2 separate regions of the Homo sapiens genome follow, and region 2 is linked to region 1. Evidence: chromatin loops called from intact Hi-C (ENCODE). Cell type or tissue: dorsolateral prefrontal cortex. All regions are shown on one strand. Links, peaks and the distances in the headings refer to the core of each region. The heading gives the core; the rest is flanking DNA.

Region 1 (15,169 bases), core at 4,782-7,281:
CCCTTTCATGCTTTCTGGGCTCCTCCCCCGCAGGATGCAGGCTGGGGACAGCGACTCTTTTAGTTGAGGTCAGGGGTCAGAGTTGGCATCTCTGGACTGGGTTTGCATTGCCAGGAGCTGGCAGGGTTTTCAGAGAACATCTGGGTTGGCTGCTGGTTATTCTACTGGACTCTGTTGGTTCTAGAAACTCTGGTCTGGTCGGCTATTGGTTTGCTAGGACTGCTATCACCGAGTGCCCCAGTCTGGGAGACTTGAACAGCAGAAATTGATTTTCTCATCATTCTGGAGAAATCCAAGATGAAGGTGTGGTGAAGACTGTCCGAGGCCTCTCCCTGTGCATGTCTCTGTCCAAATTCCCCCTTTTATAAGGACACAGTCTTACTGGATTAAGGCCTGTGCTAATGAACTCATCTTAACTTGTTCATCTACAAAGACTCTATTTCCAAATAAGGTCACATTTGGGTGCTGGGGGTGAGGACTTCAACATCTTTTGGGGGACACAATTCACCCATAACATCTTTCTAGAAGGAGCGCTTGTCCCCAGCAGGAAAATGACGGCAAGCATTTCCGGGCTGAACTGTTTCCCAGTGGTGCTTGTGCGGGGCGTTCTGCCAGCCGCGCTTTCTCATGGACTGCTGTTGCTTTCCTACAGACAGAGGAGGGGTCCTTCTCAGAGGGAAGAGGGCTGGGAGGCAGAACGCAGAGTGCAGAAGCAGGTGTCGGAACACTGCCGTGAGCTCAGGTTGCAAAGCCAGAGGGCCTGGGTTCAAACCCCAGCTCTGCCGCCTACTTGCTGTGTAACTCTGGAAAAGTGACTTAACCTCTGAGCCCCTCCCTCCCTCAATCTGTGAAAGAAGGGCTTTCTGAGGTTACAGGGGAAGATGCAGGCAATTCCCAGCATGTGCCTGACCCTCCCCAGGCTCCAGACACTGGGTCCCTGGGGCTGTTGTGTTCAGCGTTATCCTCAGTGTCCCTGCGGCCCATGCTGTCCCAGCTAATTGCACCCCATGGCACCCTGGGCTCCGCCGGGAGCAAGACTCCTTTAGCGAGGGGTTTGGGATCTCAGTCTGGGCTGCCCTTTTTCTGAGGGGGCCTCAGCTGTCACAGGCCCAGCATTGGGAGACAGAGCCCAGAGTGGGGGCAGAGCCACGAGGGTCACGTCAGAAACCAGGGGCAGGGACTGCCACAACCACTGTTGGGCCCTGGTGGGGTGGGGGTCTCTCTTGTTTGCTTCAAGACATAAAGGAGAAGAGTCCCAGTCTCCAGGGGCAGGTGGGGGCATGGGATTCCGCCACAGCCCCCTCCCTCCACAGGAAGGAAGGAAGTGCCGCCTTAGCCACAGGACAGGGCTCCATGGGGACGAGGGGAGACTCTGGGGAGGGGGAGGCAAGGAAGTCTGCAATGCAGAGAGACAGACAGGCAGAGAGACAGACAGACAGACAGACAGACAGACAAACAGAAGATGGAGTTCCAGGCAGGCCAGGCCCAGGTCTCAACACATGAGCCTCTCTGGGGCCAGCTGGTGAACAAGAGCTGGGGCCCTCTAGGCACAGAGCGGGGACTGGAGGGAGATCCTGGAATGCAGAGGCCACGATAGCTGGGATGCACTGCTGGAGGAAAATTTTAACCTGGACCTGGGGGTAGCCACACCCCAGACAGTGAAGGGCTGTCTCCAGAGGCCAGGACTGAGCAGCGGTCAGCCGCAGGCTGCGGGTGGGTGCAGAGATGCCGCCAGTGCTGGCCCCATCTGACCCCTACTGCCCATCCCAAACTGGGCCCTCTCCTGTGTGTCTCTGTCTCTATCTATGTCTCTTTCTCTCTTTCTCGTTGTTTCTATCTCTAGCTGTGTCTCCCTCTGTTTCTGTATCTGTATCTCTCTATCTGTTTCTCTCTGTCTATGTCTCTGTCTCTACCTTACAGTCTCTATGTCTGTTTGTCTCTATCTCTTTTTCCATCTCTCTCTCTTTCTCTGTGTCTCTGTCTCTGTGTCTCTCCATCTCTGTCTGTCTCTGTCTCTTCCTCTGTCTGTCTCTGCATCTCTCTGTCTCTCCCTCTGTGTTTGTCTCATATCTCTCTGTCTCTGTTTCTCTGTGTCTGTTTTTCTCTGTATCTATCTCTCCAGAGACATACACACAGAGGGAGAGATAGAGTCTCTCATCTCTGTGTTTCTCTGTGTCTCTCTGTATCTCTCTGTCTCTCTGTGTATCTCTCTCTGTCTCTCTGTATCTCCCTGTGTCTCTCTCTGTTTCTGTCTCTGTCTGTCTCTCTGTCTGCCTCTTTGTCTCTCTGTCTCTGTCTCTCTGTGTCTCCCCATCTCTTTCTGTTTCTGTGTCTGTCTCTCTGTGTCTCCTTGTTTCTCTGTCTGTCTCTGTCTCTTTGTGTCTCTCCATCTCTCTCTGTCTGTCTGTCTCTCTGTCTCCCATCTCTTTGTCTCTCCACGTACTGAGAGCGGCACTGCCCTCTCTCTGGGGTTGTTGCCCTACCCTTTCTGTGGGTCGTTGCTCTCCTCATCTCTTCCTCTTCTCTTCACTGTGCATCTCCTCCAGGGCCAGGAGCCCCTGGAAGGCAGGGATCTAGTCTGTGCTATTCATGGCTCCCTCTGACGCATGCACCTGGCATACCACAGGTGCTCAATAAATGCCCATGGAGTGTTGTTAGGTGCCCAGCTGCCGTACCTTGGGCTGAGTGACTGAGCCATGAGGCTGTGCCCTGAGGGGCCGGCACATTGATGGGCTGTGTGGGGTCCACTCCTTCCTCCCGTGGATTCGGGAGCTTTTGGGCCTGTGACGTCCCCACCCACGTGGTGTTTGTGCTCGGCTTGATGGACATTGGTTGCTGTGGCAGGGGCCCAGGACACCATGGGAGGGAGGGACTGGCCCCTGGCACCCTGTCCCAATCCTGGTGCATTGGCAGCTCCGTGTTCCTGCTGGCGGCCCCCGCCTTCCCTCCTGGCAGTGCCCATCCCAGGTCCAGAGACGTCTCCCAGTAATTGGTTTTGCTGGAGGACAGCCCCAGCCTGCAGGACTGGGAGTACCCGAGGCCCTTCTCCCAGGCAAAGGCCAGAGACGCTGGGCTGAGGAGGGTCTGAGTTTGCACCATGGGGCAGTTGCTCCTGAAGGTGCAGGGCTGGGCAGTTGTTTGAATTCCCAGTGGCGATCATGTTCTCATCTGTAAGAAAGGGCCAATATGAACCCCAGTGCTGCCGGCTCACGTGGGCTTCATGGAGGATGAAGTGAGGTGGCTGCAGCCCTCCGTGAACCGCAGCTATTATCTCTGTCCACACTGCAGTTGTGAGTCTTGCTGGGGCTGGGCGAGGGCACTGCTGGAGCCAGAGAGGACAATGTCCATTGCTCAAGAACATGGATCTTGCCCAGGCCCCTCTCTGCAGGCATCAGACAGAATCGACGGCCCTGCGGATCAGCCCAGGACTCCACGGACAGACTCCCAGAGGCTCCCACTTGGTCTTCTGCCCATGGGAGTCATTCATCCACCTCGAGGGGCGAACGGTCCTCGGGTTCAGGTTCTGAGCTCCTTAGTGCTGTGCTGTTGGGGACTTTCTGGCCACATAGGGGACTTTGCTGCATTTGGAAGACTTGCCACTTGGGGACTAGCATGTGAGCCCAGGGCCAACTGCACGCTCCCTTGTCTTCAGCGTGCACAGGGAGCTCTCCCCAGCACGAGTGATTCTGGCCCTGGCCCTTGGCTCTCCAGGACACTGTAGCCTCTCGCTCAGTATTCCGGGGTCCTGTGAACACTGTCTGGCCTCTCTAGGTCCCCAGGGGTTCACAGGCCTCACCCGCTGAGCACGCATCACCTGGAGGGGAAAGGGGGGCCCTGAATGGACACCGAGCAGGAAGGGAGTAACTGTTGAGCGCTGTGCTAGGCGCTGTGCTGAGCACTTGATGTCACACAGCCCCGCTTCGTTCCCCAACAGCCCTGCCAGGGAAGAGCTGCTACCGAGCCCATTTTACATGTGGGGAAAGGGAGGCCAGAGGTAAGGAACCTGCCCAAAGTGGTACGACTTGTAGACAGCAGGGCTAGGTTTACTCCAGGCTCTTCTGACTCCAACGCCCATTTGCTTCCCTCCTCCCTCTCCCTTTCTCCCTCCCTTCCTTTCTCCCTCCTGCCTCCCTCCCCTTTCCCTTCTCCCTCCTCCCTCCCTCCTCCCTCCCTCCATTCCTCCCTCCCTTCCTCCCTCTTTCTCCTTTCTCTCTCCCTCCCTCCTTCCTTCCCTCCCTCCCTCCTCCCTTTCTCCCTCCCTTCCTTTCTCCCTCCTCCATCTCCTTCTTCCTCCTCTCTTTCTCCCTCTCTCTCCCTCTCCTTCCTCCCTCTCCTCCTCCCTCCCTCTCCTCCCTCCCTCTCTTCCTCCCTCCCTCTGCTCCTCCCTTCCTCTCCTCCTCCCTCCCTCCCTTTTGTCCTCTTTCCCTCCTACCGTTCTTCCTCCCTCCCTTTCTGCCCTCCTCCCTCCTCCCCCCTCCTTCCTCCCTTCCTGCTGTCAGTCTATTGCACAGCCTTCTCTGCACTTGCTTGGAGAAGAGGCTCTGCCTTGGCACTTCCAGGCCTGCATAGGGGCTTGAAGCTTTCTGAGCCCCAGAGCCTTTGGTTCTTCTTTCTCTGTGCCCCCTGGATTGCACACAGGCCAGTGAGAGGGGACAGGCTGTGTCAGGTTACCTGACTTCTCTGTTAGGGATGTGAGAAGGGGCAGAGGGAGCCCTTGGTCCCCATCCAATTCACTGGGTCACTGAGTGCTGCTTCCTAAAGGCAGGCCCGTGGCAGAGGTGGCCCTGGCTCCTCACATCTGGGTAAGGGAGTGGCCTCCTCAGATGTCTCTGGTCTCCTCAGAGTTCCCTGCTGATGTTACCCCATGTGGTCTTAGAACCCTGTGGAAGATCATGGCCCATGGCTTCCTCCAGCAGGGGCCTTGGCCCCACACTGGAACTACTCAGCCCCAGCACCAGGTGGGCAGCGTGGTCCTGCTGAGCCCTGCACAGATCCACCCCGAGCTCCTCTGCTGGCTCAGGTCTGGGCTGCCGCTCAGGGAGGCAGAGGAGCAAGCCGGCTGCTGCACCTGGTGTGCTCCTGACCGGCAGCTTGGCAGGTGCGGTCCTCACCCCGCTTCTGTGCTCTGACTTTCCCGGGAAGGCGGGTCACAGTGCACACCGCTGCCTCACCATTTCAACTGTTAGTCCCCTTATTTGGAATGACAGTGACTTGCATATTTGAGGAGCTCAAGAGGGGGAAGTTTAATAAGATGCCAACAGAGTAAATGCCAGTTGCTTAAAAAAAAAGGCAATTTAAATTGTTTAGTGGATACACGTTTGGGAAGCCTGGGAAGCCTGGGAAGCCCACTTGCTGCTGCCGTCGTGGTGGGGTCTGCTCCGTGCCTGTCCAATGGCTGCTGATCAGCGGCTGCAGGCTGTTTGCTCCCAGAAATCATGCAACAGACAAAGCCGGAGGTCCTGGCACTTGGTGCGATGTTGGCTCCCCGGGGAGCCACGCTCAGACAGCACCGGCACAGACGTCATGATTGAGACCAGGGCTCAGGGTCCAGGGTCCAAGGTCCAGGTGCTGCCATCAGTGGCCTGGGGGCTGTGAATGGGATGGCAGAGCCCTTCCAGGTCTAGGACCTGGCCAGGGACCCAGTCCAGGTCAGCGTCCCTTGTCTGCAGTGCCGATTGGCTGGGCTCTGGGCAGGACAGTCCTCATTCACTTGCTTGTCGTTGGTGGCAGGACTGTCATGGCCAGAGGATCCCTGGTGCTAACTGGCCTCCCCTGTCAGCTGCTGCCTGAGCAGAAAAGGGAGCAACTACAGGGCAGCCTTTCCCGGAGCCCCCTCTTCCCTTCTGAGCGCCTGCAAAAGGTGCTGGGTGCTGGCCACGCTGCCCTGCCTGCCTGGCTCTGGCCCCCCCCAGAACCCTTCGCAGGGGCTCTCCCAAGCATGGGGAGCTCCTGGACCAGCGCCCTCCTCCTTAGGGTCTGGGAGTTAAGTCCACGTCTTGGTGCCATGCCCCATGGCTGCCACCAGGGGTCAGCAGGCCCATGGCGGGTTGCAGGGTGGATGCTGTGGCCGGAGGAGCGGCAGGGACGGGAGTTCTGAGGGGTAAAGCTGGCAGCAACCTGGACGCAGGCATTGGCTGGTGTCTTGGAGGTCAACCCTGGCCAGGCCCTCTGGCTGGCTGAGCTGTGGTCTTTAGCCACTGGGGGCATAGGGGGTGTCAGCTGCCTTGGAAGAGCTACAGGGGTCCCAGTTGCTGACGCTGGTGCCTTCTGGGGGACCCCAGGCAAAGCTCAGTGCTCATGACCGTCATGACCAAGGTGGCGTTCGGAGTCATTCCAAGCAGTCTTTAAATCCTGTGTGGCCTTGGGCCACTTCCTTTACCTCTCTGAGCCTCAGAGAACTTTCCATCTGCAAAATGGGAGAAATGATCAAAGGGCTGTTGGAAGGATCCAACGAAATAACACATGCAAAGAACTTAGCACAGGCTGGCGTGACACGGTCACGCAATAAACCGTACAATTGTCATTACTGTCATCAATAGAGTTTTCAGGGGGATCGTCCTGTCTGTCATCGTCTTCTCCAGGATGCTCCTGCTGGTTTTTAATGTTTCTAATCTCCTGTTGATTATTCTTGGGGTTTCAGCCAAATAAGTACTGCCAATTAAAGCTCTTGCTGTAGCTCCGGGTGGGGTTGCCATGGCAACGGGAGCAGAGCTTTCACTTCTTCCTTGGAATACACACACACGTGTGTGAGTCTTTTTGTGGGTTTCTGCCCGTGTGTCTAGCTGTTACCAGAACTCCCTGCCGCGGAGCCGGAGGTGGCAGGTGGGAAGAGAGAGGGAGGAAAGTGGGGCATGGGGTGGCATGTGGGGGCCCCTCCTCCTGCACGGAGCCCCCTTCAGCCTGGGAAGCCTTTGCCTGGGATGCTGCAGCCAGCGTTATGAGGGAACGAACGTGGGTTTCCCCGTGCAAACTTGCTCTGCCCCCGCAATGGCCTCAGGGGCCCTGTCCAGCCTGGTTGGCAGGATGAGGCTGTGCTGGGTGACGGACAGCCCTGCCTGAGTCTTCAGAGCGTCACAGATGTGTGTGTGCCTGTGTGTTGTCTCTGTGTGTATCTGTGTGTGTGTCTCTCTGTGTTCCTGTGTGTCTGTCTGTGTGTCTGTATGTCTTTTTCTGTGTATCTGTGTATGTGTCGTGCTTGTGTGTGTCTGTGTGTATTTCTGTGTGTGTCTGTGTGTTTGTGTGTATCTGTGTCGCTTTCTCAGTTTGTGTGTCTTTTCCTGTGTGTGTCTGTGTGTCTCTTTGTGTGTACGTGTGTGTGTCTCTGTGCCAGTGACTCTGTATCTGTGAGCGTGCGTGTGTGTTGGGGGCTTGAGTTGGTCATCAAAGCTGAATCTCAGACAGGCTACAGGATTCTAAACTCAGCTCAGGCCTGGGGTTAATTGAGGTCCAGGGAGGGGCTGAGCTGGAAGCAGAGCTGGGGGCTCACTCTGACCTCTGGCTTCTCTGAATTCCAGATGCAGTCAGCATCAGGCCTACCCCCGTGTCAGCACTGGGAGCTCCTGGAAGGAGGGCCGGCTCTTGGATGTGGGGATTGGCTGGGACTTTTTTCAGTTGAAAGGGTCAAAGTAGCGTGAGTAAAATTAAATAAATACATGGAAGAAAGAAAGAGAGAAAGGAAGGAAGGGAGGGAGGAAGGAAGGAAGGGAGGGAGGGAAGAAGGAAGGGAGGGAGGGAGGAAGGGAGGGAGGGAGGGAGGAAGGGAGGGAGGGAGGGAAGAAGGAAGGGAGGGAGGGAGGGAAGAAGGAAGGGAGGGAGGGAGGAAGGGAGGGAGGGAGGAAGGGAGGGAGGGAGGGAAGAAGGAAGGGAGGGAGGGAAGAAGGAAGGGAGGGAGGGAGGAAGGGAGGGAGGGAGGGAAGAATAAAGAAAGAAAAAGAAAGAAAAAAAGAACACCCCCCCAGGTGCACATGGAGACTCTGCGCTGGGGCCCAGTTACCCAGGGTCGAGGCCCAGCCAGCTTCACTCAGAGCTGGATCTGGGCTCTGTGAGCGTGGCAGGCCCGACTTTCTCCAGAAAAGTGTTTGGAGCCCTGTGGCTGGGCTGGAGCTGGATGTCTTCTGTAAAGGGGCAGAGCTTCTTGCTGGTAGTGTGGACACAGCAGATCTCATGGAAGGGTGGGACCAGCCTTGCTGGGGTCCAGCACCCAGGCCTGGGCCACCTCAGGGCTTGGGGACGGTGGTCGTTGGCTGGGTCCAGGTCTCCTTTCCCCAGGGCTAGGGTGGGTAGCAAAAATGGATGCACAGTGCCTAGGACCACATGGGCAGGGAGACGGGGAGGCTGCCCCAGGACCCTGCATCCACACCTGGGGGACGGGCTTGCCTTTGCTGCTAGGCGAGGAATGCCTCCCTGAACAGAGCTTCATGTTCTGCACCCGTGATGTGATCCGCAATGTGCAGGGGCTGACGAAGGGGCTGTCGGCTGGGCTCTCTGTGAGCCTGTGATCTCCTCACCACCCCTGCACCTCTGCACTGAGGGGAGGCAGCAAGAGAGGGGAGCTCATCTGGAGGAGTCAGTGCCAGCTTTGAGAAGCCTCAGCCCCTTCTAGACACCTGGCTCCTCAAGCCCCCTCCATGGGGAGGGGATGAGCAGGTCCTGTCCTTCCCAGGAAGCAGTGTCCTTGGATTTGGAGGGCAGGAGCCTTGGAGGGAGGTGCCAGCCTGCCTTGAGTTGGCTGAGGAGGGGGCAGCCCCTCCAGGGGTCATGCGATGGGCTAGGCAGAGCATAGCTTCCAACTGCTATAGCCAGACTTGCTTGGAAATGCCGCGGGTGCTGAGGGCTCTGAGGGGCCACAGGCAGCCCACGTGGCCAGTGGTCCCTCCCTCTCAGTTGTGATTCCACGTTCAGGGACTGTGTCTTCTTCGCTGCTGACGTCACAGAGCCAGCCCGGCTGGGTGGTTGGTGAAGGCCAGGAGCCTGGCTGATGGGGCCGTGGTGGGCATCCTGCTGTGAGCGGGGACGTCAGGGCTGCACAGCCAGGGGCGCTGGGAAAGGGACCCTGACATCTCTCAAGAGGGGAGAGGGGTCCTCAGCGGCTGGTGGTTGTGGCCAGTTTACACCTTGCTGAAGATAAGCCACCTAGATGTGACTGAGGGACTGAGGTGGCGCTGTGGGGAGAAGGGGACTGGGTCACTGCTCCTGCACTCGGGGAAGTCACACTACCCAGCACACATGTTGTTTCCTGAAGACACATGCCTGTCTTGCCCGGCAAGAGACTATGACTGTAATAATTAAAGAAAGAGGAGAGAAACACGAAGGGTGGCTGTACAGTCAACAGGGACAGGTTTATTTTAAACAAACCTGAGAGGGGCGGCTGGCTGAGTTAGGTCAGAGCGCACTCTTTTATGGACTGAGAGTTTTTAAGGATTTAGGGTGGGAGAGTTTATTAGAAGCTTGGACTGCTTTTGTGTTTTTTTGCTGTGCTTATTTGAGAGGGAGAGTTGTGTGTGTGTTTCCATTATTTAATTCTTACAATGACCTCACCCATTATGAGGCTCCCCCTGTGCCAGGCAGCGCATGGAGCTCCTCACATTATCCTCATGGAGGCCCTGTGGGCAGGTGTGAGGCGCCCAGCAGACAGGTGAGGCGCCAGGCATACATAACTTGTCCAAAGTCCCACGTCGTGGGTGACGGGAGCCGTAACCACTGTTTTCAAGGAGCTCCTCCTCCTCCCTGGGGCCCAAACAGCACCGGGCACATCAGGAAGTGGGTGGTAGGGTGGGGCGGGGGCCTGGGTTGGCCCCATGGGCTCATCCCTCTTCCCTGGACTAGGGACCTGCAGCAGGGGTGAGGTCTCTTGAGGGACTCCAAAGCCTGAGGTGCAGCTTCCAGCTCAGCTTGTTCCTCCGTCAGGGCCAGGTGGGAAGGTGAGGAGTGGGCTCAGGGCAGACAGGTATGTGCAGGGGCATGCTGTCTGCCTCATCCAGGAAACCAAAGGGACAGAGATGGGGTGACTCTTGAGGTTCTCCAAGGTGTCCATGAGCCAGAAGCACCCCCCTGCCCAGGCAAGAGGTGGGCACATCAGTGGGGCCCACACTGCTGTGGACGGAGCCAGAGATATTCTGAGGGGCATTGACCCCACTGCCCCTGCTGCCCACTTCCCCCAGTCCCCAGTCAATCCTCCTATGACCTCATCAGGCCCTGCACAGCTCAGAGCAGCAGTTGAAGTTGATCCTGGGCACCTGTGCAAGCCCACCTGAGCTCCCAGGCTTATGTGAGGCATGGGCTCATCTGGGGAAGGGGCTGGTTGCTCATCACCAAAGGAGCGCAGAACCAGAGAGCCCTTCCCCTGGCCTGGCAGGAAGCCGGTGAGGAGGCGGATGGTTTTGCCAGAACTCCCCAACTTCCTCCTCACCTCAGGAATGGAGGATTGTGCCTGGGCATGCATGGTGTGTGCTGGCATGTGTGCGTGTGCATTTGTATGTGTGCATATGTGTGCTGACATGCACGTGTGTGTGGAAGTACATTTGTACATGCATGTGTGCACACGTGTGTACGTATGTGTATGTGTGCACATGTGTGCATACACATGAATACACATGTATGCATATGTACATTAATGTGTGTGTGTGCACATGTGTATGTAGTACATTTGTGAGACAAGGGCTGGGCGCTGTGCCTCTGGACCCTCACCTGGCTCCAGGTGGAGCTGGGCAGCGTCCTTGGGAAGAGCTCCTGCCTTCTGAAGCCCCAGGAAGGGAGTCAGGACTGAATTTGTGCTGGGTGGCAGTGGCGGTTCCCAAATCTGCCTCTTTATAAGGATCAGCTGGGGAACTTGTTACAATTATGCCATCCTTGGCTGCATCTCCAACCTCTCTTCGGTGGGGCCTAAGATGCTGTAGTCAACGAGCTTCCCCCAGGCAGTGCTGACGTTCAGTGCTCAGCCCGAGGAACCCACTGCGGAGCCCCCAGGGCGCCACAGCCCCTGCTTGTTGACCGCGGTTGTTTCTCTGCCTTCCTCTTATCTTGGGTTTCCTTGATAAACCACGTATTTCTCAATACCTGATAAGTTTTCAAGCTGTTTATTGCGTCGTTGTTTAGATAAAACAGGTAGAACATTTTGGGTTTCTTTTATTTGTGGGAGGAGGCCTTGGCTTTTAACCCTCCGCGGTCTGTTTCGAAGACCAGTGCTCTTGGAATATTTTCTTTTACATTTTGGAAATTTACATGAAGCTTCCTCATGATGATTCTTTGGCTTTGAAAGTGATGAGTTTTGTTTTCTGAATGAACCAGGGATTCACTGAATCAAGAGGTTTGACAAGCAGGATGAGATGTGGGTCCCGGGAATTCAGCCCGAAGGGCCGACAGCATCTGTTGTTGCGATGAATCAACTTCTCTCCTTTGCATCCAGAATGGTTCTAGCTATTTGGGACAATTGAGAAAATAGTCACTTACATCATTTTTGTGTCAGCAGTCCAGATGAGAAACCTGGTTGAGAAGCCTGTGGAAATTGTCTTCCAAGATGTTGACCCTGGAAAATTAGGGATTTACCCAAATGTCTGTATCACGGACTTCCCTTCCCCCCATCCAGAAATCTTAGCATCTCTGGAATCTTTTTGGGTTCCCATTGGTATTCCCTTTCTCATGGGCGGAACATCAAGTATTCTGTGGTTTGTTTTAAAACCATCTCCTCTGAGCCTCAAGGAAGTCTTGTGGTCACTGGTGTGCCTTTGAAGGGTAACTGCTTTCTGTCTAGTTAAATTTCCATTCTTTGGCCACACACCTTTTGTCTCTGGACACAAAGATTTAGGGAGACTTAACTGCTTTAGCTTGGCTTCTGTAATCATTTTGGTTTTTTGTCTCAGGTCTTTTCCTCACCAGGATACCACACCCATTCCTATGCTTGGACAGAATTATTCTCTTGCCCTCCTATTTAACTGGTAGGGCAAGAAACGCTAGTCATTCCACTGTGCAAGACTCATGATGCTTCTCCCCCTCCTTCAGAGACACTGGAAGCTCAGCCTCCTGCCCCTCAAAGCTGCTCCTACCTATGGGGCCTCCTAGTCCTCAGGGGCTCCTGGTCCCAAGCCATCTCTCTCCCTCCTCTCTGTCCTTATCCCCCTGCTTTGCTGCATGGAGGCCACTCTCAGGCCTGGCTTCTGTCTGCCCTGGGGTCTGTCTCAGGCTGTAGGCTCTGGCAGGGATGCTCTCCCTCTCCTATTAGCTGGCGAATGGCCCTGGCCTTTCCCATCCCAGACCCCATCCCACTCGAGGCAGCAGCCTCCCTGGACTCCCCACCCTCAGCTCCACCACTGTTGCCCATCACACTGGGTTTTCACTGCTGTTTCCCCAACAGGACTGAATCCTCCCATCTTCACGAAACATCCCCAGCTGCTGGCAGAGCTGGGCACAGAGGACGCGCACACTGTCTGTGTGTTGAATGGACAAATGGATGAACTTCCAGGAAAGCTGAGGATGGAAATCTCATCTTCCTGTTTCATCTTCTGTCCCTTTCACTCTGCCTCATGTCTTTTACTTCTGTGATGTGGGCTAGCGAGTTGATATGAAAACACCCAGAATGAAGTCTTCTGGATTGTTCATTTGCATTATTGTTGCTTAGAAGCCAGGAGCAGGGAGTAAAGTCCTTTCCAGAATCTGTGCCTTGGCTCTCAGGAGGGAGCCACGGTACCCCTGTGAGGACAGTGCAGTGGGCACCGGTGGCTGCAGATCTGTGCGGATGGCCACGGGAATCGCCCAGAATGCACAGGCCTGGGTGGGGGTGATGGGGAGGGAGTCAGTACGATTATTTCCAAACTGGATAGACATTTCCTTTATCCTCCTGGTACTCAGCCAGATGACATTTCCTGGACCTCCTTGCAGTTAGGGGCAGCCAGGTGACTACTTTCTGGCCACGGATAGTGGGAGGAACAGGCAAAGTGCACCCCTTCTGGTTCTGGCCCATGACACCCTCACAGTGTGACTCTGGATGGAGGGAGAGTGACTCCAAGGACCTAGAGGATGGAAGGACCTTGGTCTGCTTGGGAGGGAGCCAGCCAGGAGCACCATCTGTCCAGGAACACAAGTTTTGGATGGCTGCCTGGTGGTGAGATGTAACTTGGATTTTATGAAGTCACTAAGGTGTTGGGATTGTTTGTTATGGCAGTTGGTCTGAGCTGATGAATACACTTTCTAAGTCTCATTTGTGTCTGCACTGTTCCTGTCCTGTAAGCTGCTGCCCAGCGTTGACCTGACCAACTCTTCCTCATCTTTCAGGAGATAGTTCAGGTGCCACATTTTCTGGGTTACTTTCCCTGATCCTCCTGAATCATCAGATGCCAGTTATCTTGGTTCCCCATTCCCTGGATTTACCTCTGTCATTGTGCTGTGTCTCTTGTGTCCTGAAGACCTGTTTACTTGTTTCTCTTCCAGTGGAAGATGCTTGTGACCTTGGTGCCTGGCTTGGGACATGACAGAGGTGGTGTTCAATGTGCTCTTGTGAAGCGGGAGGGGAGGAAGGAAGGCTATGGAGAAGGGTGGGGGAGGGAGGAAGGGAGGGAGAGAGAGCTAGAGGGAGAAAGAGACAGAGAGAGAAGAGAGAAAACTCCTCAGAGTCTTTGAGCATTTCTCTGAAATTACAGTAACAAAACAAAGATCATAACACCCCAAATGCCCCAAATGTATACTTTTGGGACACAACTGAATTTATATTAAAAATAAGACTTCTCTTCCAACACCATTCAGCCATGGAGAGATTAGATCCTTTCCTTATGGGCCATGTAGGTTGATTTTTTCCATGTATGGGCTTGCTCTTAGTTCCGCCTTCACTCTTGCTCTTGCTAGTGCCCTTTCACTTCTCATCCATCCATCCATTATCCATCTGTCTCCATCATCCATTCGTCATCCACTCATGATCCATCCATCATCCATCTATCAGCCACCCATCCACCGTCCATCCATCCATCCATCCATCCATCATCTGTCATCCATCCAGCTAACAAAAAGGTGCTATGCGTGAAGTGCTGTTCAAAACAGATAAAAATCATTGCCATTAAAAACAACAAAAGTGTATGCCCTCATGGAGCATATGTTTATCCATTCTTCCCCCGACTCTATCTATCTAATTCATTCATCAATCCACCCATCATCCATCCATCCAACTATCATCCAATCTCATCCATCCATCTGTCCATCCATTCATCATCCATTATCCATTCATCCATCATCCATTCATCCATTATCCATCCATCACCCATGTAACCATTATCCATTATCCATCCATCTATCCATCACCCATCCACCATCCATTCATATATCATCCAACAATCAGCCACCCATCATCCATCCATCCATCCATCCATCCATCCATCCATCCATCCATCCTCCATCCAGCTAACAAAGAGGTGCTATGTGTGAAGAGCTGTTCAAAACAGATAAAAATCATTGCCATTAAAAACAACAAAAGTCTATCCCCTTATGGAGCACATGTTTATTTATCCATTCTTTTCCCCGACTCTATCTATTTAATTCATTCATCCATCCACCCATCATCCATTCATCATCCATCCATCCAACTATCATCCATTCATCATCCATCCATCTGTCCATCTGTTCATCATCCATCATCCATTCATCCATTATCTACCCATCATCCATTCATCCATCCATCATTCATCCATCCATCATCCATCTGTCAACCATTCATCCATCCATCCGTCCTTCATCCATCATCCATTATCCATTATCCGTTCATTATCCATCCACCATCCATCCATCATTCATCCCTCTATCATCCATCCATCCATCATTCATCCCTCATCCATCTATCTATTATCCGTCCACCATCCATCCATCATTCATCCATCATCCAACCATCCATTATCCTTCCAACTATCATCCACCCATCATTCTATCCACCATCCATCCATCATCCGTTCATCATCCACCCATCACCCATCCATCCATCCATCCATCCATCTATCCATCATCCATCCAGCTAACAAAAAGGTAGTATGTGCGAAGTGCTGTTCAAAACAGATAAAAATCATTGCCATTAAAAACAACAAAAGTCGGCCGGGTGCAGTGGCTCACGCCTGTAATCCCAGCACTTTCGGAGGCCAAGGCAGGCGGATCATGAGGTCAGGAGTTTGAGACCCATCTGACCAACATAGCGAAACCC
Region 2 (15,169 bases), core at 8,761-11,260, 230 kb before region 1:
ATGCGTGAGAAGGATCAGTCTTGCCATTGTCAACCCTTTTTACAGGATTTGGCTTGGCAAGGCCGTTTTCCTCTGCAGCTGGGAGAGTGATATTCACATATATTCAGTTGTTGGAGCCCCGGGTCTGTGACTAATTTACTATTATTAAATCACTGATGTTCTATATCGTTCAATTCCAAGCCCTTGGATTGAGCACCTGCTGTGTCTTTGCCACTGTGGTAGGTACTGTGGTGGCTGCTGCTTTTGTAGCTTTACTTCTAGCACTTCACTGTGTTCATTCACTTAATCCTCAGAGCAGCTCTATGAGGCTGCCACCACCTTACTCCCGTTTTATAGACGAGCAGCAGCACCTGCTAATTAAGAGTGAAGCCAGCTGCCCAGGGCGACGGCTTTAGCTGGGATGCCACCCTCCTGGTCTGGCTCAGCCGCCTTCCAGAAGCTCACAGGATAGTTGATAGCCCTTCCCTCTTTCCTAGGAGTTTTGCAAAGGAAATTTTATTTCCCCATTTCATTTTATTTTTATTTGTGAAAAGGTAATGCACGTAGTTCAAAGTTGACAAGGATGCAGAGGAAAAGTGAATCATCCCATGGCATCCCCAGGCACCTGGTGTATCACCCTAGATACAGTGTGTTTTCGTACAACTTTCTTAAATTCTAAGCAAATACAAGTAAATATACCTACATTTATTTTTCCTTTTTAAAATGCAAATGGTACTTCCTGTATTCCGTTCTGTACCATTCTTTCTTTTTTTTTGAGATGAAGTCTCACTCTGTCACCCAGGCTGTAGTGCAGTGGTGTGATCTCAGCTCACTGTAAACCTCCTCCCCCTGAGCTCAAGTGATCCTCCTTCCTCAGCCTCCCAAGTAGCTGGGACCACAGATGTGCGCCACCATGCCCGGCTAAGTTTTTGTATTTTTGGTAGAGTCGGGGTTTCACCATGTTGGCCAGGCTGGTTTCAAACTCCTGAGCTCAGGTGATCTGCCCGCCTCTACCTCCCAAAGTGCTGGGATTACAGGTGTAGCCACATGCCCGGCACTGTACCTTGCTTTTCAAAAAAATTCAGGCAGTATGTCTTATCGATCATTCATGTTATTACATGAAGAAAATTTTATTGTTCTTAAGACCGCAAGGTGTTTCTTTATATGAATGAGCCATCATTTATTGAGTGAGGCCGTGATTGATGAACATTTAGACTTTTCCCAGTCATTTGCTATTATAGGCACTGCTACAGTGAATAACCTCATTTTTTTCATGTACAGATATGTCTGTAGAATAATTCCTAGAAGTGGAATTCCTGATCCAAAGTCGTATGTTAAAAGTTATTTAAAACCCAATTACATGTTGTTTACAAAAAAGTGCACTCTAAGCATAAAGACGTAAACAGGTTGCAGGTAGAAGGGTGGAAAAATATAAACCATGTACATACTAAGCAAAGAAAGCTTTGCATCTATACTAGTATCAGAAAAAGTAGATTTCAAGGTGAAGAGTATTCCCAGAAATAAAGGGGCACCTCATAAAGACAGTGATCATCAAGGAAACGTAACAATCTCTAAATGTGTATGCACTTGTGTTAGGGGCCTCCAAGACCACCTCCCAGGTTTGAAGAGTCTCTAAGAGGACTCACATGACTCAGCATGTAGTCATACTCTCAGCTAAGGTTGATCCAGCAGAAGGATACAGAGCAAGATCAGCAAAGGGAGGAGGCATATGGGGGATGTCTGAGGGAAGAGGGTACAAGCTTCCAAGAGTCCTCTCTCAGTTGAGTCACACAGGATGCGTTTGATTCCTCCAGCAATGAATTGTAACAACACACGTGAAATGTTGTGTAGCATGTCCAAAATTCCAGACTCTCAGAAGGGAAACACGTGTTTAGCATAAGCCACAGTACATAAACAGTTTAGGCACAGTGAGCTCCTCTTACCAGTTAGGTGGTAGGAACTCTCTTGAAATCTAAGTTCCCAGACTCCAGCAAAAGGGCAGACTTCTAAGCTGGTCTTTCAAAGCATAACAGTAAGGTCTGTTCTGATAACTCTTTTGTACAAAAGAGCAAAATTGGACAGAACTAAAGGGAACTATATTCAGATTCATAATCATGGTTGGAGACTTTTAACTCTTCTTCTCTCAATTATTGAAAAAACAGATAGATCAGAACACTCATAGGGATTTGGAAGCTCTGAAGAATACCGTCAATCACCTTGTCATCTCTTAACGCTACTCCCAAGAAAGCTAGAGTACACATTCTTCCCAAGTGTACCATCAATCACCCTGTCATCTCTTAAACACCACTCCCAACAAAGCTAGAGAACACGTTCTTCCCAAGTTCATATGGAACAGTCACCAAGATAGACCGTATGCTGGGCCATTAAAATGTCCCAATAAGCTTCAAAGGACCCAAATTATAGAGTATGTTTATCGACTACTGTGCTTTTAAGTTAGAAATAAATAATATGAGATCTAGAAAATCCTCAAATAGGAAATTAACATACTGGATCAAAGAAGAATTAATAGGGAAATTAGAAAATAATTTGAACTGAGTAATGGAAGAAAATATACAGATTTATAGGATATAACTAATACAGTTCTTTGAGGGAAATGTATAGCTTTACATGACTATATTAGAAAAGAAGAAGGTATAAAATCAGTGACGTCTGTTTCCTCCTTAACAACCTAAATAAAGGAACAAATTAGATACAAACCTAAATAAAGGAACAAATTAGATACAAAGTAACTAGAAGGAAGGAAATGGTAAATACAGTTATGCATGGTTCCTTGACAGTGCCGACACATTCTGAGAAATGGTGTTAGGTGATTTTGTCATTGTGCAAACATCATAGGATGTACTTACGTAAACCTAGAGGGTAGAGCCTGCCTCACACCTAGGCTCCATGGTATAGCCTGTTGCTTCTAGGCTACAAACCTGTATGGCACATTACTGTACTGAATACCATTGGCAATTGTAACACAACGGTATATCAAACATAGAAAAAACAGTAAAAATATAATATTACAATCTTAAGGGGCCAGTCATATATACAGTCTGTTGCTGATCGAAATGTCATTATGTTACACATGACTGTATATGAGCAGAAATCAATAAAGGACAAATAATAGAGAAAATCAGCAAAGCCAGAAGTTGATTCTCTGAAAAGATTGATAAAATTGATCAAGACAAAAAAAAAAGAAAACACAGACTACCAGTATTAAAATGAAAGAAGCATCATGATAACGTACGCTACAGAGGTTAAAAATACAATGTTGAATTTTATCAGATACTAAAGGAAGAAATAAGACGAATTCTAGACAAACTCAGAAAATAGAGGAGGAGGGAACACTTCCCAGCTCATTTTTTGAGGCCACCATAATTCTGATACCCAGTCAAGGGCACTACAAAAAAAAGTACAGACTTGTATCCCTCATGAATATTAACACAGCAGCCCTGAAAATATTAAGACAGCAAAGCCAGCAATATGTATAAAAGATGGGGTATTAGGATCAAGTGGGGCTTACTGCAGGAATGCAACGTTGTTTTATTTACAAAGATCAATCAAAATACAGTATTTAAAAGAAGATAAATAGAATTCATATAAATTCTATAAATAGAGTTTGGAAATAGATGATGGTTTGGTATAGATAGTCTTATAAGTTTGTATAATTTTAGTTGTTTTGAGAATTGATAGCTTTAGATAATGGCCAAAGCTTGCTTCCCTGTGAAAGGTGTTGGCTGAAGAATATTACATGCTTGTTTTGAATTCAGGGCACTTTATTAATGATTTTAGTATATTTCTTTTACTGTCCCATTTACTTTTTTTGTTTAATTTTACCATGATCATTGCTTATATTTCTTTATTTTGGGATGAGTATTTCAGTTCAGCTTGATATGTATTGGGCACCACGATATGTTAGGAACCGTGCAGATGACACAGAGTTGACTCTGCCCTATACTGTGTCTTCAGGAAGCTCTCAGTGGATTCTTATTTGAATAGACTGGATGTGAAGTAGCATAGAGGTGGTGGGAGGGTGGTTAGGATCTGGCATTCTGGAAAGAAGCCCAAGCCAGCGACGGTTCTGGGAGCCACGGGATCCTGCCTGAGAATGGCCTCCTGAGAGTGCAGGAGAGGAGGAGGAGGAGGTGGCGGTGCTGGGGGAACCCAGGCAGTCCCGGGTGAGGAGGGGCACGTGCAGAAGCTTTGCCTAGGCCCCAGGGACAGAGCAGGGAACAGACTATTTCAGGCTTGTGTCCTCAGAGAGCTCACGTTGTAGATGGGGGCAGCAGACAGTCAACATGGAAAAGCCAGGGGGTTGCTCTGGGGAGAGATGAGGCAGGCTCAGAGGGCAGGTCTGGATGCGGGAGGAGCTGAGGAGGAAGAGAGACTGAGGGGAAGAGGGAGGAGGACAGGGAGGTAGCGTGGTAATGGGAGCTGGGGGCCAGGCCCCGGTGCGTGGTGATGGGAGCTGGGCTTGGAGTCTTCAGACCTGCTCTGCCCACCTTCCCTGTCCTCATGGATAACACCACCTCCCTCCACGTTGCTTCACTTGAGATGCGAGATTCAGTACTGGGCCTGGGAGGGCTGGGCCGACCTAGGCAGCTGGCCCTTCCCACTTTTCTCCCTTCATGACCACGCAGCCACTCCTGCAAAGCAGCAGAGCCCAGCGGTGCCTGCTTCCTGTCACCCTCCCTGCCCCTCCCTGTCTCGCCTCCTCCTAATTGGCCCCTGCTTCCACTCCCGCCCCCACATGGCAGCTGCGGGAATTTTCTTAAATCCCGAACCAGATTGTGTCATTTCTGCTTAGAATCTCTCCCTGGCCTCCCTGCATGATTGGAGTGAGAACCCAGCTTCTCCTCGCGCCGTGAGGCCTGCCTGAACGCTCTTGCGCCTGGCGCTCATTCCTTCTCTCCTCCCTGGCCCAGCCTGCTGCAGTCCGGTGGGCTTTCTGCTTAGAATGTACCTGGGACTGGTTTCCATTTAGGGGTGGTGAGGCCAGCGGATCAGGAGACAACTCAGCTGAGACCCTGTCTGTTACTCAGGGCTCCCAAGACGAGGGGTAGGCCATGTCCCACAGGCCACCTGGGGAAGCGCAGGGTTGGTCAGGAGGCAGGAGGGTGGAAGGGAGGCATGGGCAGAGACTTGATTATGGTTTTGTGGGAGGACTGGGCCAGGGAGGGTGGGCAGCTGGACGGGCTTGCGTTGGCCAAGGAGAGTCATGTCGTGGTCTCTGAGGTGCAGGGATGGCCCGAGGTGTCTGGTCACTGACCCTGAGAGACCATGGCAGAGGGTGGGACTCCTGGGGTGTGTGAGCCAGACAGAGGTAGTGGGGCATGTGGTCTCTGGACGGGTTGGTTTTCATGTCAGACACATTCTGATAGGCCTGCCATTTGCCACCCTAGGAATTAACCGGCTCTGGGGGACAGTCTTATCTCGTCACTGAGGCCCCAGATGCCAGAGCATCAGTAATACAGAAAATTAGAAAATACAGGCCGGGCATGGTGGCTTACCCCTGTAACCCCAGCACTTTGGGAGGCCGAGACGGGCGGGTCACTTGAGGACAGGAGATCAAGACCAGCCTGGCAAAACCCACTCTCTACAAAAAGTACAAAAATTAGCCGGGTGTGGTGGAGTGCACCTGTGGTCCCAGCTACTTGACAGGATGAGGCAGGAGGATTGCTTGAGCCTGGGAGGTGGAGGCTGCAGTGGCCAGACCTCCAGCCTGGGTGACAGACGAGACCCTTTTCTTAAAAACAAAAACAAAACACAGGTACTATAGCTAAATATAGTTCCTGCACTTCTCGCTGGCTCCTGGAGCACGTGTGCTCTCTTCCTCTCAGGACCTTTGAGTTTGCTGCTCCTCCTGCCTGGCTCCCTCTCCCCAAACTCCCTGTGGTTCTTCTCATGCCCCCCTTGTTCTCAGCTCAAGGATCATCTCAGAGAGCCTGCCCTGCCCTGCCCTGCCCCGCCCCACCCACCTCTCTCCCCGTTCTTCACCATGTAAGCCCTGTAAGGGCAGAGATTTTGTCTGTTCCTTGTTGTTTCCCTAGTGCCTGGAAATGTGCCTGGCAGAGAGTCAATGCGCAGAATAGATGTGTAAGTAACGTTTACTAAGTGAATAGGTGAAAGAAAGGTGGAGGACTCTTGTCTCAGGTAAGAACCTGTCACAGAAGAGAAAAGGCTAAAGCAATACTTGCTGTAAGTGGTAAAGCTCCGGGGCAGGGTCCTGCCTGTCTACACTCTGGCTGCCGCTCTGGGCAGGGTCCTGCCTGTCTACACTCTGGCTGCTTTGTTCTGTATTTGTAGCCATGATTTCTCAATTCTCAAAGATCTGCTTTTTGCTTTGCCAATGTCACCCCAAAATCTGGGAAGTTGAGGATTTAGTTTCTGGTTATATCAGGAAGGGCTCATTTGGTTGGAAATGATTAACAAACCCATCCAAAATGATTTACGTGAGAGGCGATTTGTTGACTCACAGCAAATCCACAGCCAGCATAAGCTTCAGGTGTGGCTTGAGCGAGGTCTCAGGTGATGTCCCCTGGACTTGTTCTCTCTCACCTGTTGGCTGCTGGGAGCCCTGGGCCTCATCCTGGCAGGCGCATGTGTCTCCTGTGGTCATGTCCTCTTGTGCGTCCTGGGCTCTGGCTGAGTCAGAAGCCTGTGTCTGTTCCAAGGGACTGCAGTCTTTCGTTGGCCAGGGGAGGGCCAAATGCTTTGGTTTATAACCCCACCAAGACCAGTAGCTGTGGGAGAGAGGTAGCCTCCCAATAAGGAAACCAGCGTGCTGATATCTGAGCGAGGTGGCCCCATATGCACCCACATGGCCTGCCAGTGACCTCCTGGCTCATGGTGCTCAGACTCTTGAGGGTCAATTCCCCGTTGTCTCCTAGGGCGTGCTGGAGGTACTGTCAGAGGTTGAATGCCATCTGCGAGTGTCTTTCTTTGATGTCACCTACCGGCACTTCTTTGGGAGGACGTGGAAAACCACAGTGAAGCCGACGAAGAGACCGCCGTCCAGGATCGTCTTTAATGAGGTGGGCCCTGGTGATGGTGGCAGGGGCTGCTCCAAGGCGGAGGGTGTGTGTGCGGGTGGTCCTGGGTGGCAGCCCAGAGACTGGGGCCTTGCCGAGACCTCACAGCGCGTCTCAGACTTGTGGGTCCAGGCAGCACAGAGCTTAGTCTAGCGGCAAGCGCTTTGTTACCAAACAAAATCTTATGTGGAAGCCAGTTGTCTTAAACAGATGAGAGAGCTCTGCTCTGCTCTGGTTGAAGGGTCAGGGGAATGGGGGTCTTGTCACCTTCAAGGAATCTTGGAGTTCTTGGGAATAAGTTGGGAAATGATTGACCTCATCTATGGCTGCTGCCACTACTGCTCCCTCTCCTCCTCTCCCCTCCCCTCTCCTTCCCCCTCCCCTCCCCCTCCCTTTCCCTTTCACCGTCCCCTTCCTTCCTTTCTTCCCTCCCTCCTGTATAGACAAACTAAGATTTAGTAAAGTGACTTGCCCAGGTAGCAGGTATCAGAGCCTGGACTCACACCTGTGCCTTCTGTCTTGAGACCGGCAGGTGGATGGGCACTGGTTGAGCAGCGTGTTTTCACTCAGGTGGTCTTGCGGCTGGCCACCCTGCGGGCCGGCATGCTCTGTCTCTGTGGTTCACTGCACAGCATACATTCCATTCAGCACCTGCTCTCTGCAGGGCATCATGCTAGGCTCAGGGTGATGATGGCGCTCACCTAACAGAACTGCAGACTGTTTCGGAGACGCACTGAGCAGGTAACAGAGTAATTGCAAGTTGTGTTAAATTCTCAGGAGGAGACCGATAGGAGAACGTGGAGACCAATAGGAGAACGTGGAGACCTGCTTTAGGTGGGTGACGAGGGAGGCCTCTCTGCGAAGCTGCTGATTAAGCTGGGACTTACAGGATGAGAAAGAAACTGACTCCGTGACAAGCAGGGACGAGGCTGCTTCAAGCAGAGCAGGGAGACCCAGGGGTGTTAGGACGAGAGGAGAGCCCAGGTTTGCTGACGGGTGGGGTTGGCAGGGTGGCCCCGTCGTGCCTTCTGGCTGGGTCCTACAGGGTCTTCTTAGGGACGCTGACGTTTGACTCTTAACAGCCGGCGATGTCATGGAGGCCTTTCCCATGCCTGGCTGCTGCTTCACAGCTGAACTCGAGTGGGGGGAGTTTGAGAGGGATGGTGTCTGAGCACGACGGGTGTGCAGCAGGGACAGTGTGGAGGCAACAGAGGTGATGAGAGGGTCTCAGCTGTCTTGGTTTGATCTTAGGTATATAGAAGGAGGCCCCAAGAGGCCTGGTATTGGGACAGTTTGTATGATGAGTAACAGTGGCGGTGACAGTGGCCGTCCTTTGAGACGTTACTCTAGGTAACCACTGCCCAGGTGTGCCTTTCCCATGGGGGCCTGCTCTGGCCAGTCAGCACCCCCACCTAGGGCCACGAGCTCGTTGCTCTCCGTACCCCACCATCACCCAGCGCTTGGATTATGTGTGTCTTGACATGGATGGGTCCTGACTCTTGCCCTTCCTCCCATGGGTAGTAGAGGGAGAGAATGACCCCAGAGGTCACGAAGCTTCAATAAAAAGCCTTGCTAGAGTGTATGTCTGGACAGCTAAGGATGTGTCTGACATTAAGGTTGTCAAACAGCTAATGCAAATACCTCTCAGAGGTCTCTCTGGCCAGCCGTGTCAGGAAAGGTTTCATGAGTGTGACTGCGGATGAACCCTTAGAGTGCTGTTTCAGCGCGGGCAGGGGGTCCCCTCGGGCCTGCGCTGTGGCAGGAGGCTCGCCATGAGTTCCCGGTGCTGGCAATGCCAGACCAACTGCTGGGGATAGAGCTGTTTAGCTTTAGCTTTCTCAGATGTGCACAGTGAGCCCCCCGAAACCTGGTGTTGTGACAGCCATGCGGCGGGTGGTGAAGTTAGCCATCCTTCACCGGGAGGCGCTTCCCGTGGCCAGGCATCGGCTCAGAAGCATGCCGTCATTTCATGCCTGTCATCCTCCTGTGGAGGTCAGTATCCTGTGTACCCATTTTAAAGAGGAGGACACTGAGGTGCATGGAGATGGAATAACTCCACCAGCTTATTCCCATGTGGCGGGTGGGGGTGGGAGCGACGGCCCTGTGCATCTGACGGCTCCACCTGCTGTGGCCTCCGTGACCTCCTGCTTCTGAGGAGCCCTGCATTTTGTTCTGAAGTGTTCTGTAGAATGCTGAGGGATGGAGTATGCTCTGAAACCAGGGATGCCTTGCAGTCACCGAGGTGCTGGGGCCAGTTCCCTCCTCCTCCCTCAACCCCTCTGACTTCAGCTCTCCCTTTAGAGAGGCTTCGGACCTTCCTAAGGATCCGTGCTGCGCAGGCCAGAAGCGGGGGCTTCCATCTCCCTACTCTCTGGGCTGTAGAATCCTGATCCCTGTAGAATTCCAGTCACATGGTAGGACGATCTTTGGAATGGATGCCTCTCTCTGCCCTTCTCGGGATTATGTTCATGCACTCCGAGGGCTTCCGTTGCGGCGGAAGTTGGGCAGCACTTGCATTTCACCACATCCTGGCAGCTGCGTGTCATGCTGCCTGTGCAGTTCACAATTCAGATGTGTTAGGGAGACTAGGAGCTGGTGGCTTTTCGGAGTCTGGAATACCTGTGCTGGTGGCTCCAAGGGCAGCCGACTGTGGGAGCCACGTGGCTCAGCCTTGGCCTGTCATCTGGGTGCGTCTCCTGTTGAGGCTGGGGATGGGCCCGGGGGACTAGTGGAACATAGTCCTTAAAACCTCTGGAAAAATCTGCACCCTTGGACTTGGAATCGCTGAAGAAGGGAATGCAGCAAGGACAGTGTGGTGTGGCCAGGGCACTTTCAGCTGTGAGGGTGATGCTGAAGCCCCCGTGCTATTCATGGAGCCTGCTGTCTGCAGCTGCTATGCCCCGTGTGGGCAGCAGAGGCCAGTGGTGCCCCAGGAATGAATCCCTCCTGCCAAGCTGTTGAGCAGCGTGTTCTGTACCAGGCAGTTTCCTCCATGTGCTTGGCATTCTCATACAGAGCAAAGGTTTTGTTCCAGCTTAGTTAACTAGTTATTTAACTGTGTGTGCAAACATGTGTGCACATCCATGTACACATGTATGTGCTCCCAAGTGTGGATGAAGCACCGAGTGCTCCCAGGAGTGGGCATTCTTAGGCATGAGGGTGTGGCAGCATGTTCGCACCCTGTCTGCTAATTGCTCTGTCTACACCCCTGTGGAAATAGAGGTTCGTAAAACACCCTTTGCCCTTTTTAGGGGTGATTCTGAGACTTGGCAGAGATCTTTCTCTGGCTTTACTAATTGCCTGTGTTTTTCTGGTCTTTGCCTATCAGCATTGGTTTGGGGGGATCTGCTTTGGGGTTGGTGAGCTGCCGGTAGCAGGGGACCGCATTTGGAGCGCCCGTGGCTGTCCAGCCCCCACGTGGTAGCGCATGGACCCTGCATGCTCAGGTTTTGTGGAGTGCCCATGTCACACATGACCCCGAGAGAGGGGGCTGTGGCATGATTTTGCAAACAACGATGTCCTGAAAGAGACTTGGAACACAGAAGGCTTGTCTTGATCCAGAGCTGGGTGGTTTTTTTTTTTTTTTTCTGCAAATGATGAATTATTTGCACTGGGCCCATATGCAGGAGAGCAGTCCCCAGACACGTCTCAGCTCTGAGCTCAGAATTCTGTGTTCTCTGAGACCTTTCCTGGTGGGGAGGAATTGCCTCCACTTCCTCTGAGCCAGCGAATCATTCATTCAACTTCTAAAAAAGTGTCTTTTAAAAAATAATGCTGGAGGCCACGGTCCTGTGCAGTTTCTCAGTTTTCTTTTTGAGGTGGACATACTTTTCCCTTGGATTCTTTCCTTAATGACTGTGTGTGGCCGGTGTAGTGTGACTGGCTTCTTTTCCCTCCTTTATTTATTTGGGGGGAGTTACTGGGCAGGAATCCTCGTGATTCTCCAGCAACAGCTTAAACCCCCATCAAGGGAATCTTTCCTCCCAGAGCGCACCAGCCCCAGTGTCGCCAAAGCAGCGGGGCAGTCACCTGCCCTGGTAGAGGGATGCAGGTGATTGGGTTGTGTCTCTTCCCGTCATCACAGCCATGAGAAAGCCCCTCTTGAGCGGCTCTTACTCGTCAGAGCAATGAGCGTGCTATAATTTCCCATTGAAAAGTGGATGCTGTCAAGGAGTATCAGCATAACCCACGTGAAACTCCTGCGAGCCCTTCCAGGGCCTGGATTCTTGGGCCTGGCTCTGGAGCTTGCAGGAAGCCCTGGCTGCAGAGCCCGATGGCTGCTCCTGTGCTCTTGCTGTTGCTCGGCAGAGGGCAGGCATGTCCTGAACATCATCACAACAAAAGCAAGAAGCTGGCTTCGTGTCCCAGCGAGCTGCTTCCACAGAGGGAGGCTCTATGGCTCTAGGAGGCCAACTCGGGCCCTGTGTGCCTGTCTGTTTGCAGCTGGGGAGGGCTGATTTCCTCTCTGGCACAATGGAAACCACTGCCGTAGTCTTGGAACCTGAAATGAGAGGATGAAAGAAAATGGTTTTCAGAAGGAGAAATGATTGGTCTCTGTGACGTTTCCAGTGTTTAATTGTACAGTGATTGAACTGTCAGTCATCTGGGGACAATGGAAAGCTGTAAGTTTGTCAATTTTGTTGTTGTGTGTTCACAGCAGCATAGTGTGGGATCTTTCTTTTCTAAGAGATGGGGTCTCACTATGTTGCCCAGGCTGGAGTGCAATGGTGCGATCATAGCTCATTGCAGCCTTGGACTCCTGGGCTCAAGTGATCCTCCCTCCTCAGCCTCCCAAGTAGCTGGGACTACAGGCATGCATCACCAGACCCAGCTAAATGTTTTTATTTTGGTAGAGCTGGGGTTAGATATTTCTTGCTTTGGGTTATAATCATGTCTGCTCACTTACTTTTCTAAGTAAGCCAAGGAGTTGCTCTTTAGGCCAGAGGGAGAACTGGCTTTCGCCATGGGCGTCGGAGTTGAGGTAGGATGGGCTAGTGTCCTACTCCATCACTGATCCCAGTGGGACTTCAGACAAGTGCTTTAAACTCCTTGATCCTAGAGGGTGAGGGATAAAAGACTACAAATTGAGGCCGGGTGCAGTGGCTCATGCCTGTAATCCCAGCACTTTGGGAGGCCCAGGTGGATGGATCACTTGAGATCAGGAATTTGAGACCAGCCTGGCCAACATGGTGAAACCCTGTCTCTACTAAAAATTTAAAGATTAGCTGGGCGTGGTGGCACACACGCGTAATCCCAGCTACTTGGGAGGCTGAGGCTAGAGAATCACCTGAGCTCGGCGGGTGGAGGTTGCAGTGAGCTGAGATTCACGCCACTGCACTCCAGCCTGGGTGATAGAGCAAGACTCTGTCAAAAAAAAGAAAAACCAAACAAAAAAAAACCCTACAAATTAGGTTCAGTGGATACTGCTCGGGTGATGGGTGCACCGTAATCTCACAGATCACCACTAAAGAGCTTCCTCATGTAACCAAATACCACCTGTTCCCCAAAAACCTATGAAAAAAAAGAAAGAAAGAAATTAAATTAATTTGCAAGAAAAAAATAAGCTCCTCCTGACTTGATTCATTTGCTCATGAGAGATAAAGAGTGTGCATCCCCTAAGTGCTGCTGGAGTATTTAGTCATGTGCTTTTCCATAAGCAGGGACCCAGTGGGCAGTAGTTTTTATTCAAGAAATGTTGGTTAAGGGTCTTCTGTGTGCCAGGCTGTGTTTAGGAGCTGGAAGTGCAGAGATGGATAAGATGTTGTATTATCCTTTCAGCCAGGATTAAAGTTTACATTTTTACTCCAAATGAGAGTTTCTCAACCTTGGCACTGCTGACATTGTGGGCTGGATAATTCGTGGGGCAGGGGGCTGTCCCTGTCCCTGTCATGATGCTTTGCTGTGGAAATCTGGGCTCCCCCGATCCCTGCTGTCTTTGAGGGGTAGTGTCTGGGAAGCCCTCCGAACCCGCAGTGTGAGTCTGAGCCAGAGGGTAGGAACTGCATGAAGTCTCTGCATTGTTTGCCTGGCTGAAGATATCCTGTTAAAGGCTTATTAAAACAGTTCTTTGGAAGGGACTCATTCTGTTCCTGCTCAGCTCCTCTCTGGCCTTGCTGCCCAGCGTTGTCTGAGGAGCCCATGTCATGCAGGTGCCAGGTCATGTGGCCGTGCCATGGGGGGTGCCCGGCTGCGGCCTCTTCATCCAGGCACATCGGCAGAGGCCCAATTCCACTTCCATCACTGCGGGTGAAAAATGGAAACTGGGCCCCGAGGCAAAATGGTGTCCGTGTTTTTGAAGATGAAGGCATTAAGACAGGAGCATTTAAATGATTTATTAATCTGTTTATGCTGTCAAGGAGGAAACTTGACCAGTGCAGATAAGTGAGCTGCGAGGCAGGGGTGACAGAGAGCCCGTCTCCCTCTGTCTCCAGTGACCTTGCCCTGCAGGCGATTTGATGGGCTTGACTTAACCTTTTAATAGTGCAGTTTCAGTTGATGTAGAGAATGTTCCTTTCCAAATGTATGGCAGTGGCGCTCGTTAAGTTTCCCTAGACTGAAGGATGTGTGTACAGGTATTCCTCAGCTGGGTGCTGCCTGGCTGAGTGAGGCGGGAATTGGGTGGTCAGGCACCGGTGACCTGGTCGAATATGACTTTGCTGGGGTGACCCGAGGGGTGCAGCCATGTGGCTCTGTTGCTCGCAGTTTTGTGCCTGCCTCATCTGTCGTTTATGAAGCCTTCGAGGCTCGAGCTTCTTGAAAGCTGACTTGTGTTTTCCAGGTTCGTTATAAATTCTTTAGCTTGGGGCTGTTCCCACACTGGAGGGTCAATAAATGATTTTTGGAAAAGAACATATGTCCTTATCAATCAGTAATTGTACTGGTACAACCATCTGAACTTTTCAAACATGCTGCACTTGGAGCGGCTGACTCTTCTGATTAAAGATGGATTCTTTAGATTCTAAGGTTGGATCAGCTGAGACAAGCAGCTCTGGGGCTCTGTTGCTGTTGTTGTTGTTTTTGGCCTCAGAGTGATTATTTTTAGTGGTAAACAGAAGGGAGAGGCATAGCCATAAACTTGTATTTGGGACATGCCCGTAGCGGCAGGTTCCACCCGGTTCAGGTAGAGTAATTTCAGGGTGACCTCTAGGCTGGCAGATTGTTGTTGCTGGGTATCAGAGTTGAAAATGTTTATTGCCAATAGAAAAAGTGAGTAGTGTTCGTAAGACTGATAAGCACAGGTATAAATAGAAAAGGTGAGTTAATGACCAACTCGACTTTGCAGTGGGGCTTTTTAAAAGCGGTTCTGGAGTCTTGGAAACAAACATAATTCTCTCTTAGTCCAACCACCTGTCAGCTGTAAGTGGTCATTATTTCATCATATTGCAATAAAAGATAATAGAATAACGATTTATATCTCATGGCTGATGTTTTAATGCATCTCTCTGTTATCCTGGGCTGACAGTCTGTGATTACAGTAAACGTTTTCTCGGTGACACCATGGTAATGACTCGTTAATAGGAGGATTATTCCAAGTTTAAGTCATAGAGCGGAAGACCAGCCTCGGCTCTCCTTACCTCTTTGTGCCTTATGGGGGCGGTCTCTGTGCTCAGCTGGTGACCTGTGCTTTGCCCCCCAGCTGGGGTGTTGGGGTATGGGCTCAGCACCACTCCTGATGCCTGGGGATGCGCATTCCCTGTTGATTAGCAAACTCAGTCAGTGTCTTCATCTCTGTCTACTGTGCTACGGCATTCCTTCTTTCTTTCTTTTTATTAGACAAAGTTGCACTCTGCTGCCCAGGCTGGAGTGCGGTGGCGTGATCTCGGCTTACTGCAACCTCTGCTTCCCAGGCTCAAGTGATCCTCCTGTCTCAGCCTCCTAAGTAGCTGGGACCACAGGTGTGCACCACCATGCCTGGCTAATTTTTGTATTTTTCATAGGGATGGTGTTTGGCTATGTTGCCAGGTGATCTTGAACTCCTGAGCTCAAGTGATCCTCCTGCCTTGACCTCCCAAAAGTGCTGGGATTACAGGTGCGAGCCACCACCCCAGGCCCCTTAATTATTTTAAATAAAAACAACTGCATTGAATTTAACGCAATAGAAAAGCAGCAGCAGAGTGAAGGTGCTTTCATTCCCAAGTGGGAGCGCCCGTATG

What was found. A loop is a pair of places that touch in the nucleus more often than their neighbours do. Peaks named below come from ENCODE experiments on the same cell type or tissue, not always from the same donor. Only the 100,000 strongest peaks of a DNase experiment are listed, where the experiment ranks them.
Region 2: a loop joins it to region 1, with 2.5 times the contacts of the local background. A loop is called at or near these places in 7 of 110 quality-filtered maps.

The regions. Positions count from the first base shown.
Region 1 is chr1:5,736,837-5,752,005 of GRCh38, reverse strand. No RefSeq gene overlaps it. Among named protein-coding and RNA genes, the nearest start is that of MIR4689, 120 kb to the left of the region's middle. RefSeq lists enhancers at 5,412-6,208, 8,871-9,455, 10,257-10,757, 10,758-11,258. In dorsolateral prefrontal cortex, for the core only: CTCF peaks have their summits at 5,818 and 6,029 (motif pointing right); DNase peaks (open chromatin) are centred at 6,015 and 6,705; H3K4me3 peaks cover 1,015 bases; H3K27me3 peaks cover 1,328 bases.
Region 2 is chr1:5,970,120-5,985,288 of GRCh38, reverse strand. NPHP4 (nephrocystin 4) reads left to right here. Exons shown (of 30, transcript NM_015102.5): 3 at 6,876-7,019. Among named protein-coding and RNA genes, the nearest start is that of NPHP4, 15 kb to the left of the region's middle. RefSeq lists an enhancer at 13,173-13,672. In dorsolateral prefrontal cortex, for the core only: CTCF peaks have their summits at 9,929 (motif pointing right) and 11,136; a DNase peak (open chromatin) is centred at 9,938; H3K27ac peaks cover 1,467 bases.